Linked DNA regions of Mus musculus: region 2 is linked to region 1. A link is a loop called in an ENCODE intact Hi-C map of the cell type or tissue named here. Cell type or tissue: left cerebral cortex. All regions are shown on one strand.

Region 1 (5,000 bases):
GAAAAAAAGAAAGAAAGAAAGAAAGAAAGAAAGGGAAGAAGGAAGGAAGAAACGTATATATGTAAGTAGAGTGAAATGAAGTAAAAATAGTAAGATAAAAGTTTTAAAAATGAAAAGCCCTGACACGACATTATGATTCAGTAATCTCCCAGGAAGCTATTAAGTTCATGTTGTGTTGGTCACCTACTGCTGATCATGCGGCCAACACTTAAGAGTAGTTTGTTTCCTCAGCTAAACTCATTTGGAAGAAACAAAATTTTCATTTGCAATTGATTGTCAATTGGAGATTCCTTCTGAGTTAGGGATGGGTGCATGTGCTTACTTCATTTAGGTCTAGGACTTCTTGCAGTTAAAATCTCATTATAACATTAATTTGTATTTACTTAAAGACTACTGACAATTAGGCTATTTCTTATACTTACTAACTATTTTTATATGCTCAATTATAGACACATGTCGGTGCAATCTTTTTATATTATGTGAAGGTATGTTTCTGTATTTTCAATTTTTAATTCTGTACCAGCAGAGACTTCAATGTTGGCAGTATATTAGTATTGTCAGTTATATGGTCCAATATAAGCCTTTTATTTGTAAATATTTTTCCCTCCATACTTGTTCAGACACTTGAAGTTCAGGCAGCTCTCGATGCCTAGAGACAATCTAGAATAGCATCAGAGGTTATCTCAATGACAATGGGTTGTAATAACGAACTAGTGGCCAATCACTTGATAGGAAATAGAGGCTGAATGGCAGAGAGAATGAGCCAGGTGATGTGTTTATAAAAAGATAAAGAAGTAGAAGGATATGTTCTATGGGGGTGTGGTGAGGTATGGGGGAAGTGGGTGCCTCAGCAGGCCCATGCCAAGGCATCCCTTTCCCCCGAGGGACCAGCCACATGACAGTATAGTATAGAATAGGATTTATTCAGGACATGGGGAGGGGAGTTAAGAGGGTAGTAGAAGTAGATAAAGGGAGAGAGAGAGGAGGAGGGAAGAGGAGGGGAGGGAGGGAGAGGAGGGGAGGGGAGGGGAGGCAGAGGAGAGGAGAGGAGAGGAGAGGAGAGGAGAAGAGAAGAGAAGAGAAGAGAAGAGAAGAGAAGAGAAGAGAAGAGAAGAGAAGAGAAGAGAAGAGAAGAGAAGAGAAGTAGAGCTCAGCCATGGCCACATGGAGAGAGAGGAGAAGGCAATGGGGAGAGAGGGGGAGCAAGAGGGTGCGAGGAAGAGAGAGAGAGAGAGAGAGAGAGAGAGAGAGAGAGAGAGAGAGAGAGAGAGAGAGAGAGAGAGAGAAAGGGGCAAGCAGCCCGTTTTATAGTGGGTCAGGTCTACCTAGTTGTTGCCAAGTAACTGTGGGGTGGAGTCCAGGCAGAATGCTAACACCAGGGAAAGAAAACAGATGTGGGAAATTGGGTAGATGGGACTGCAAACACCCATGACTGAGAAGAGTGGCAGCATGCAGGAACCTGAGTTCCCCAGAGCTCATAGCAAATGTTGACCACATAGTGACCATGAACTGAAAAAAAATTCTGAACCAGTAATGAATGTTTGCTGGCAATTTTCAGAGGACAGAGTTTAGAGAAACTTAGATACCGAAATAAATATTAAGTTTAAAAGCAGTAAAAGAGAAATGGATAAAACCGCCTTGTAAACATGCATAGATGTTGAAAAGGGGAAAAATCAAGGATAGATAGACATAGAAAGAAGCATAACATTTAAATAAGAAAGTGAAATCTCAGAAGGAAGGAAAGAGTTAGTGAGATTAATAAAGAAAATATTTTCTGCATTAAAACATAAAAACCTCTATGGCAGAGGGCATTGTGACATCATATAATTTTGTTTTAATTATTAACATGGAATTAATTACAGTATGTTTGGTAATGATAGCAGTTTATGTCCTTTCTAGGATAGATAAGAATAAAACACACTGAGAAATGGAATGCTGTGTTATAAGCTATAAAACAAAAGTTGAATGATATTTTAAATCATAATATTTTTCTCAAGCTAGGTCAGAAAAATCCAAAGTAAGCCTACTGTGTCACTTAGTGATGAGATTGCAAGATGGCAAACTAAGCCCTTGAGAAGACATACAATGTACTGGTCCAGCTGGTACGAAGTCAAGAAGTCCTTAGAGCGGGCAATGAGGATTACAGAAAAGATGGAGAAGACTCAGAGATAAAGGTTAGAAATTAGGAGGACTGTCCAGTCAGAACTGTGGCAGCCCCGAGTTTAATTCTCTTAGGCATTATATACTTTACAGTATCCTGGGAAACAAAGTCACAAGCCAACAGTATATTCCATATCTGTACCAATGCCAGAGGCCACCCTAATCCTCCCTATTCCTTCCTCCAAGATTAACAGAACATTCAGGCCCTTGCCTCGAGCTTCATGCTGCGTCAGCAGGCTGGGAACGCCACCAGCAGAACTTGGCCTGACTTGACTTGCCAAGTTCTTGACAGACATGCAGGCTGTCACAGAAGTAGTCAAAATAGCTTCCAACAATACATTTTTTTTCCACTTCCAGTAAGAGAATGAAATCTAGATGACGGAAATCCATAAGATTATGAAAGATTTGGTTGGTAGCCCATGGAAGTACTTGATAGAAAAAGATTTAAGAAACAGCGACAGCCAATGATATGCATTCAGTTAATGTAAAACAGATACTGATGGAGTTATTAATTGTGCCATAAATAATAGTATATTTCCAAAAGGTTAAAAAATGTAATGTCAGGCATCTTGGTGTCTGGGCCTCAACTACAGCAGCTGACATGATGGAAAGAAGAGGCTTCAGCTATTGAACAATGTAATCAGACTAGAGTCATTGATATTGTCAAGGATCAGTTGCTAGGTAAAGATCAATATGCTGAATTAAGAATGCAAATTATATTTAATGATGCTATCTTAGAGCAATGTTGTAAGTACCTTTAAGTGCTTAAGACAAAGATGAACAACCAACTGGGAACATAATCTGAATCATTTACAAGAATCACCTAGGGTCCAGACAAATCTTTCATTGATTTTTTTTTTTACAAAGATTAACTTCTGCTATAAATAGAGCAATATCAGATCCAGATGCTAGAGAAATTTTAATTGCATCTTTATATTTTGAGAATGCTAATGCTTAATGCAAAAAGGATATTACACCTTTAAAGACCAGATCTGTACCTAGTTATAAATGGATTAAAATTACTGTGGATATAGAACTTAATGCTTATGATTCAGTTATGATTAGACACTCAATTGCAAAAGGTATGAAAGCTTAGAAAGTCCAGTGCTTTGGTTGTGGAAGACCAGATCCTTTTCTAAAATACTGTAAACAGTTCCTAAGGATAATTTTTTCTTTAATGGTAATTCCTAAAATAAGCTTTCTGGGATATGCAAAAGATATGGAAGGAACACACATAGGGCTTATAAGTATAGATCATCCAGATATATATAAACCAATTCCTTATTTCCATAAACTACCTAACAGACTTTTCTTGGGCCCACCAAAAGACAACATGAGCCATTCATTCTATATCAGCCAAGGAATGACTTTTTAGAGAGAAAATAAGAAAGCATGATAGGACTTACAACAAGTATTTTAACCTCTCTCTCTTTCTCTTTCTCTCTATTTCTCTGTCTCTCTCTGCTCTTAGCCTAAAATTTTGTGTGCATGACCCCTACTTCCCCCACCTCTGAAGGCAGTCACATATTCTTTGGCTGAATTACAGGTTCACCTTCCTCTCTCATGAGAAGAACCTGCTCTGCAGATTCTTGGAATCTCTCTTTGTGTAAATGAACCATTTCCAGCACCTCATATCTGAATAACACACACTCATCCTGGACATCCCTACCCACACCCAAAGATATACTTAGCCTTTGTTCACCCTAAGTAAAGTTGAGCTGTCTCACTGAAGTTGATCCTGAAAGCCGTTCTGTCAGTACTGATAGTCAACTGAATCCTGCTCCCTGCCTCTGCCCTCCACACCATGATGAGCTGGTGGTTGATGACCTAAGAGGAAGGGGAAACCCACAGGAAACAAAGTAAGGGAGGTTAGAGTCAAGAATCTCATTCTCTTGTTTTACTCACATCCATTCTTTTTTCTTCTATCTAGTGTTAGGGGGAAAGAGGGAAAAGAAATGAGAGGACAAAGAGTAGAGGGTAAAGGAGGGTAAAAAAGGGGGATGTAGGGTTGAAAGAAAAAGGTGTGTGGATTATTGTGTTTATTTTTTTTACTAGAAAACAAGTCTTAAATATTTTAGATTGTTATGGAATTTTTTATGAATATAGAAATTTAAAATATTTCTTACAACATACTACATATATGATTTGACTCTCAGTTAAGGTATATGTATATGTAACACATTTAAAAATTTAATGGAAAGTTCTAGTCCTATAAAAGCTACCATTGTCAACAGTTAAACATAATTAGGAGATGCAAGTTAGTAGTCAGTCACCTATAAATAATATTCTCACAGTCATTTTAGGCAAAAGGATAGTAAATTACAGATATAAGCTTTATTTACCCTGCTCGATATGTTTTCAAAGTGAAGCAGCAAATATATAGCTATAAGCAAGCAACATTTGTCTATTGAGATAACCTTAGTAGGTGGTCCTCAAAGATCTGCAGATTATGACATTTAAGATGTTTTAATAATAAAAGACTATTCTGACACATCAGCTTCAGGCAGCACCACCTTTTCTGAAGAAGATGATGGGCCCTGGATAACCTCCACCTGGAATTTGCTCGAATTGTGAAAAAGATGGTCAGCCACTTGGGGCGGGAGAGAGAGAGAGAGAGAGAGAGAGAGAGAGAGAGAGAGAGAGAGAGAGAGAGAGAGAGGGAGGGAGAGAGAGGAAGAAGAAGGAGGAGGAGGAGGGAGGGAGGGAGGGAGGGAGGGAGGAAGAGAGGGAGAGAGGGAGAGAGGGAGAGAGGGAGAGAGGGAGAGAGGGAGAGAGGGAGAGGAGGAGAGAGGGAGAGAGGGAGAGAAACGGGGACACAGGAAACCCGCCCAAACAGTGGC
Region 2 (5,000 bases), 130 kb before region 1:
GTGAGGTTAATGGTTGTGTTAGGTTGATTTAAAGGTTGACAAACATTGGATAAATATCCCGACTTCAGGGGCAATAGGATTTTTTCTAGAAATTAATCTTCCTTGTCTACCAATAAGCCTAGATGGCAGGCATTATATCACTGTCACAGTTTTCTGCAGCAGGGTCAATCCTTACACATTTCCCATAGATTTCGTGTAAAATCAGAAAGCACCTGTATACTTAGGCAAACTTTCCAGTCCTGTTTGTTTCATAGCAGAAAATGTCAGGTGACATGGAACTGGATGCATTTCAGAAGTTAATTTTTATTTCATTTTTGAACTGTATCTCATTGTATTAATTCATTATAGTGAGCATACAGAAAAATAGGTTTAACTATGACATTAGAGATCCATGCATATCACAGTATATTGGTCCTAATGTGGTTTCTGTGTTACCCTTTATCTTGTTTTATCAAATATTTTCTTCATTTACATTTCAAATGCTATCCCCAAAGCCCCCCATCTCCTTCCCCAGCCCTGCTTCCCAACCCACCCACTTTTCTCCCTGGCCCTGGCATTCCCCTACATTGGGGCATATGATCTCCACAATACCAAGGGCCTCTCCTCCTACTGATGGCCGCCTAGGCCATCCTCTGCTTTATATGCAACTAGAAACACATATCTAGGGGGTAATGGTTAGTTAATATTGTTGCTCCTTCTATAGGGTTGCAGACCCCTTTAGCTCCTTGGGTACTTTCTCTAGTTCCTTCATTAGGGGCTCTGTGTTTCATCCAATAGATGACTGTGAGCATCCACTTCTCTATTTGCCAGGCATTGGCATAGCCTCACAAGAGAGAGCTATGTCAGGGTCCTGTCAGCAAAATATTGCTGGTATATGCAATAGTGTTTGAGTTTGGTGGTTGTATATGGGATGGATCCCCAGGAGAGGCAGTCTCTGGATGGTCTTTCCTTACGTTTCAACTCTGAACTTTGGCTCTGTAACTCCTTTCATGGGTATTTTGTTCCCCATTCTAATAAGGAGCAAAGTATCCACACTTTCGTCCTTCTTCCTCTTAAGTTTCATGTGTTTTGCAAATTGTATCTTGGGTATTCTGAGCTTCTGGACTAGTATTCACTTATCAGTGAGTGTTTATCATGTGTGTTCTTTTGTGATTGGGTTACCTCACTCAGGATGATATCCATCAATTTGCCTAAGAATTTCATATATTTATTGTTTTTAATAGCTATGTAATATTTCCTTGTGTAAATGTACAACATTTCTGCATCCATTCTTCTGTTGAGAAACATCTGGGTTCATTCCAGCTTCTGGCTATTATAAATAAGGCTGTTATGAACATAGTGGAGCATGTGTTATTATTACAAGTTGGAGCATCTTCTGGATATATGCCAAGGAGTGGGAATGCTGGATCTTCCTGTAGAAGTATATCCAATTTTCTGAGGAACTACCAAACTGATTTCCAGAGTGCTTGTACTAGCTTGCAGTCCCACCAGCAATGGAGGAATGTTCCTCTTTCTCCACATCCTCACCAGCATCTGATGTCACTTGAGTTTTATCTTAGCCATTCTGACTGGTGTGAGGTGGAATCTCAGGGCTGTTTTGATTTGCATATCCCTGATGATTAAGGATGTTGAACATTTTTTCAGGTGCTTCTCAGCACTTTGGTATTCTTCAGTTGAGAATTGTTTGTTTAGCTCTGTACCCCGTTTTTTAATGGGGTTATTTGAATTTCTGGAGTCTAGCTTCTTGAGCTCTTTGTATATATTGGATATTAGTCCCCTATCAGATTTAGGATTGGTAAAGGTCTTTTCCTAATATTTAGGTTGTCGTCTTGTCTTATTGACGGTGTCTTTTGACTTACAGAAGCTTTGCAATTTTATGAGGTCCCATTTGTTGATTCTCGATCTTACAGCACAAGCCATTGCTATTCTGTTCAGGAATTTTTCCCTTGTGCTCATATCTTCGAGACTTTTCTCCACTTTCTCCTCTATAAGTTTCAGTGTCTCTGGTTTCATGTGGAGTTCCTATGATCCATTTATACTTGAGCTTTGTACAAGGAGATGAGAATAGATCAATTTGCATTCTTCTATATGATAACTGCCAGTTGTGCCAGCACCATTTGTTGAAAATGCTGTCTCTTTTTTTACTGTATGGTTTTAGCTCCCTTGTCAAAGATCAAGTGACCATAGATGTGTGGATTCATTTCTGGATCTTCAATTCTATTTCATTGATCTGCCTGTCTGTTGCTGTACCAGTATCGTGCAGTTTTTACCACAATTGCTCTGTAGTACAGCTTGAGTTCAGGCATGATGAGGCACCAGAGGTTCTTTTATTGTTGAGAATATTTTTGCTATTCTAGGTTTTTGTTATTCCAGGTGAATTTGCAAATTGCCATTTCTAATTCTGTGAAGAATTTAGCTGGAATTTTAATGGGGATTGCATTGAGTCCTTAGATTGCTTTTGGCAAGATAGCCATTTTGACTATATTAATCCTGCCAATCATGAGCATGTGAGATCTTTCCATCTTCTGAGATCTTCTTCAATTTCTTTCTTCAGAGAATTGAAGTTCTTATCATACAGATCTTTCACTTCCTTAGTTAGAGTCACACCAAGGTATTTTATATTGTGAAGGGTGTGTTTCCCTCATTTCTTTCTCAGCCTGTTTAACTTTTGGGTAGAGAAAGGGCACTGTTAATTTTATATCCAGGTACTTCACTGAAGTTGTTTATCACGTTTAGGAGTTCTCTGGTGGAATATTTGGGGTCACTTATTTCATATGAGTTTTCAACCCTTCCAGTTTATACATTGACTAAACAGTGTAATCTAAAAAAATGAAAGGTCTTGAATGAAGAAGGTACTCTGCATTGGTAGATAATAATGTTGTGAGCAATTATAAGTTTTTAACCCAAAATTTCACATGAATTGTTTGAAAGTCATTCCATACATGCTTAAAAATAAAAACCAGTTATTGCCATTGCTCTTGGCCACCTAGTAGAACTATATGGTAAGAGCTCACTGCTGAACACATCACATACTTTGGACAGAGAATATAAAGAAATTAAATCATAAGTGAACTGGACACTTCCTCCCTGTTGGATCATGTTCATAGTGTTAGAAATTTCTATGCAGGCTGTTATGGCAGAAGTCATCAACAGTCTTATCCAATGGTGGCCCCTGCATTCTATAATGCAGAAAGAACTACTAGACAAGTTTTGCCTTCAGATATAAAAGAGGCATAGATATACTGGAGGTTACTAATCACTTTCTGATTGGATTTGTAGCCTTACCCATTGAATAACGTACTTACTGAAAATCAGATCAAGATCTTGTGGCTGGTGAGGCTACAGTTCCAATAGAGGATGTTTTGCTAAACTGACATGTAATTAATTAATATGCTCTCTAAGTATTTATATCCATAGAAAAGAACTGCTTCTATCCTTGATCATAGAAACTTTTTGTTTACAATGAGTTAAAAACTTATAGCTGGTCAAAATGCAAAGCAGAAGTAACTGTTGAGTACTCATCCCTAAACTGAACATCTTTACCTTCCTTTTAAGGCCTGGGAAACATGATGTAATAGGTTTCAAAAAGAGCATAAAGGCCAGAAGTTAGGGAAGAGTACTGTGAAATGCTGTCTTCTGGACATGATATCGTCATTATACTCATGAATGCAGAGTAGTTGTGACTACTTGTGCAAGAGCCAAACACCCACAAAAACCACATAGGAGGGTTTAGTTGAGAATAAGATCAGGGTTAGTAGGACAGGGAAGGTAGATAAGATGGGGCATTAGGATAATCATAATCATATTTATTCATTTACATAATTGTCAAAAAGTAAAATAACTGTAGAAGATAACCCTACGTGGCTTATGAACAAAGTGGGGTTAAAGACTTAATCCTGAAAACAGTTCAGTTACAACTAAACTAAAAATAATTGTAGAACAGTATATATGTTAGGTTGCAGGGCCCTGGAACAGTGAGGAGCCTGTATGGAACAGGAGTGGTGTTGAGTTGTATTCTTACTCAGAAATCCTTTCTCAAGAGCAATAGGAATGGCGTCACTCCCACCACTGCCCAGAGCCTGCATTTTCTGACATACATAGACCTGCACCTGCACCACACCTTTGCCCACATGAGAGAAGGTCACAAATTTGCAGCCAGGTTATTCTTTTCTTCTTATAAGGTCATGTCTAGCAAGCATCTGGAATTCCTCCTTATTAAAATTAGGCATCCTCAGCCCCCCGACTCTAATGAATGGTGTACACCTGTTGCAACAGTATTTGCTCCTGCTAAATCCTTTGCTCCTGCTAATTAAGTGAGCTGCCTCACTGAAGCTTGTCTCCAAATTCAACTTTAGCCCATACTGAGAATAAGAAGAAAAAGAAATGATGTTTTCTTTGGCCCAGTTAGCAACAATAATTTAAAAATATTATTACAAGTTATCAGATACTCATATTTCAACCTAAAGGAATGAAACTCCCCCTCTCTCTCACACACACACACACACACACTCTCTCTCTTTCTCTCTCAGTTACTGATATACTTTTGGGGTTAAAGGATGTAGATAGTGAATTGTGAGGTGGAAAAAATTTATTTACCATACAGAGATTTTACCACAGAATTAATTTAACACTATTTTATTTTATTGCAAAATACATGCGCACACACACAATCCTCTCCAAGAGTACGTTAGTGATGTGGTTCTATTGCAACCTTCCAGTTTATGGTGTTACATTGATTTTATCTGTAATATTGTACATTTGGTAAGAGTCGCCATATAGTAGTGGTTCGTCAGAGTCAGGACATTTGTTCTTATATGGCAGAATGGAGGCTGATAGTGTTAGGTAAGTGCTTTCTACAAAAAGACAAGTAGAAATGTTGTTATAAACTCCATATAACTCCATTCATAGCCCATGCTGACTTTAGAATACACTGATTCCTTTCCTATATATAAGGTACAGCTGCTCTTTGAACTCTCTTTCCTTTCTTTCAGCTCCTTCTC

The links. Hi-C counts contacts between places; a loop is a spot of excess contacts. Peaks named below come from ENCODE experiments on the same cell type or tissue, not always from the same donor. Only the 100,000 strongest peaks of a DNase experiment are listed, where the experiment ranks them.
Region 2: it touches region 1 in a loop (1.8-fold over the local background); 3 of 42 quality-filtered maps call a loop at or near these places.

What each region holds. Positions count from the first base shown.
Region 1 is chr6:41,909,227-41,914,226 of GRCm38, reverse strand. No RefSeq gene overlaps it. Among named protein-coding and RNA genes, the nearest start is that of Sval1, 40 kb to the left of the region's middle. In left cerebral cortex, no CTCF peak of the experiment used is centred here; a DNase peak (open chromatin) is centred at 2,383.
Region 2 is chr6:42,042,425-42,047,424 of GRCm38, reverse strand. Sva (seminal vesicle antigen) reads right to left here. Exons shown (of 4, transcript NM_009299.2): 4 at 4,574-4,853. The coding sequence ends at 4,720. Among named protein-coding and RNA genes, the nearest start is that of Sva, 6.5 kb to the right of the region's middle. In left cerebral cortex, no CTCF peak of the experiment used is centred here; no DNase peak of the experiment used is centred here.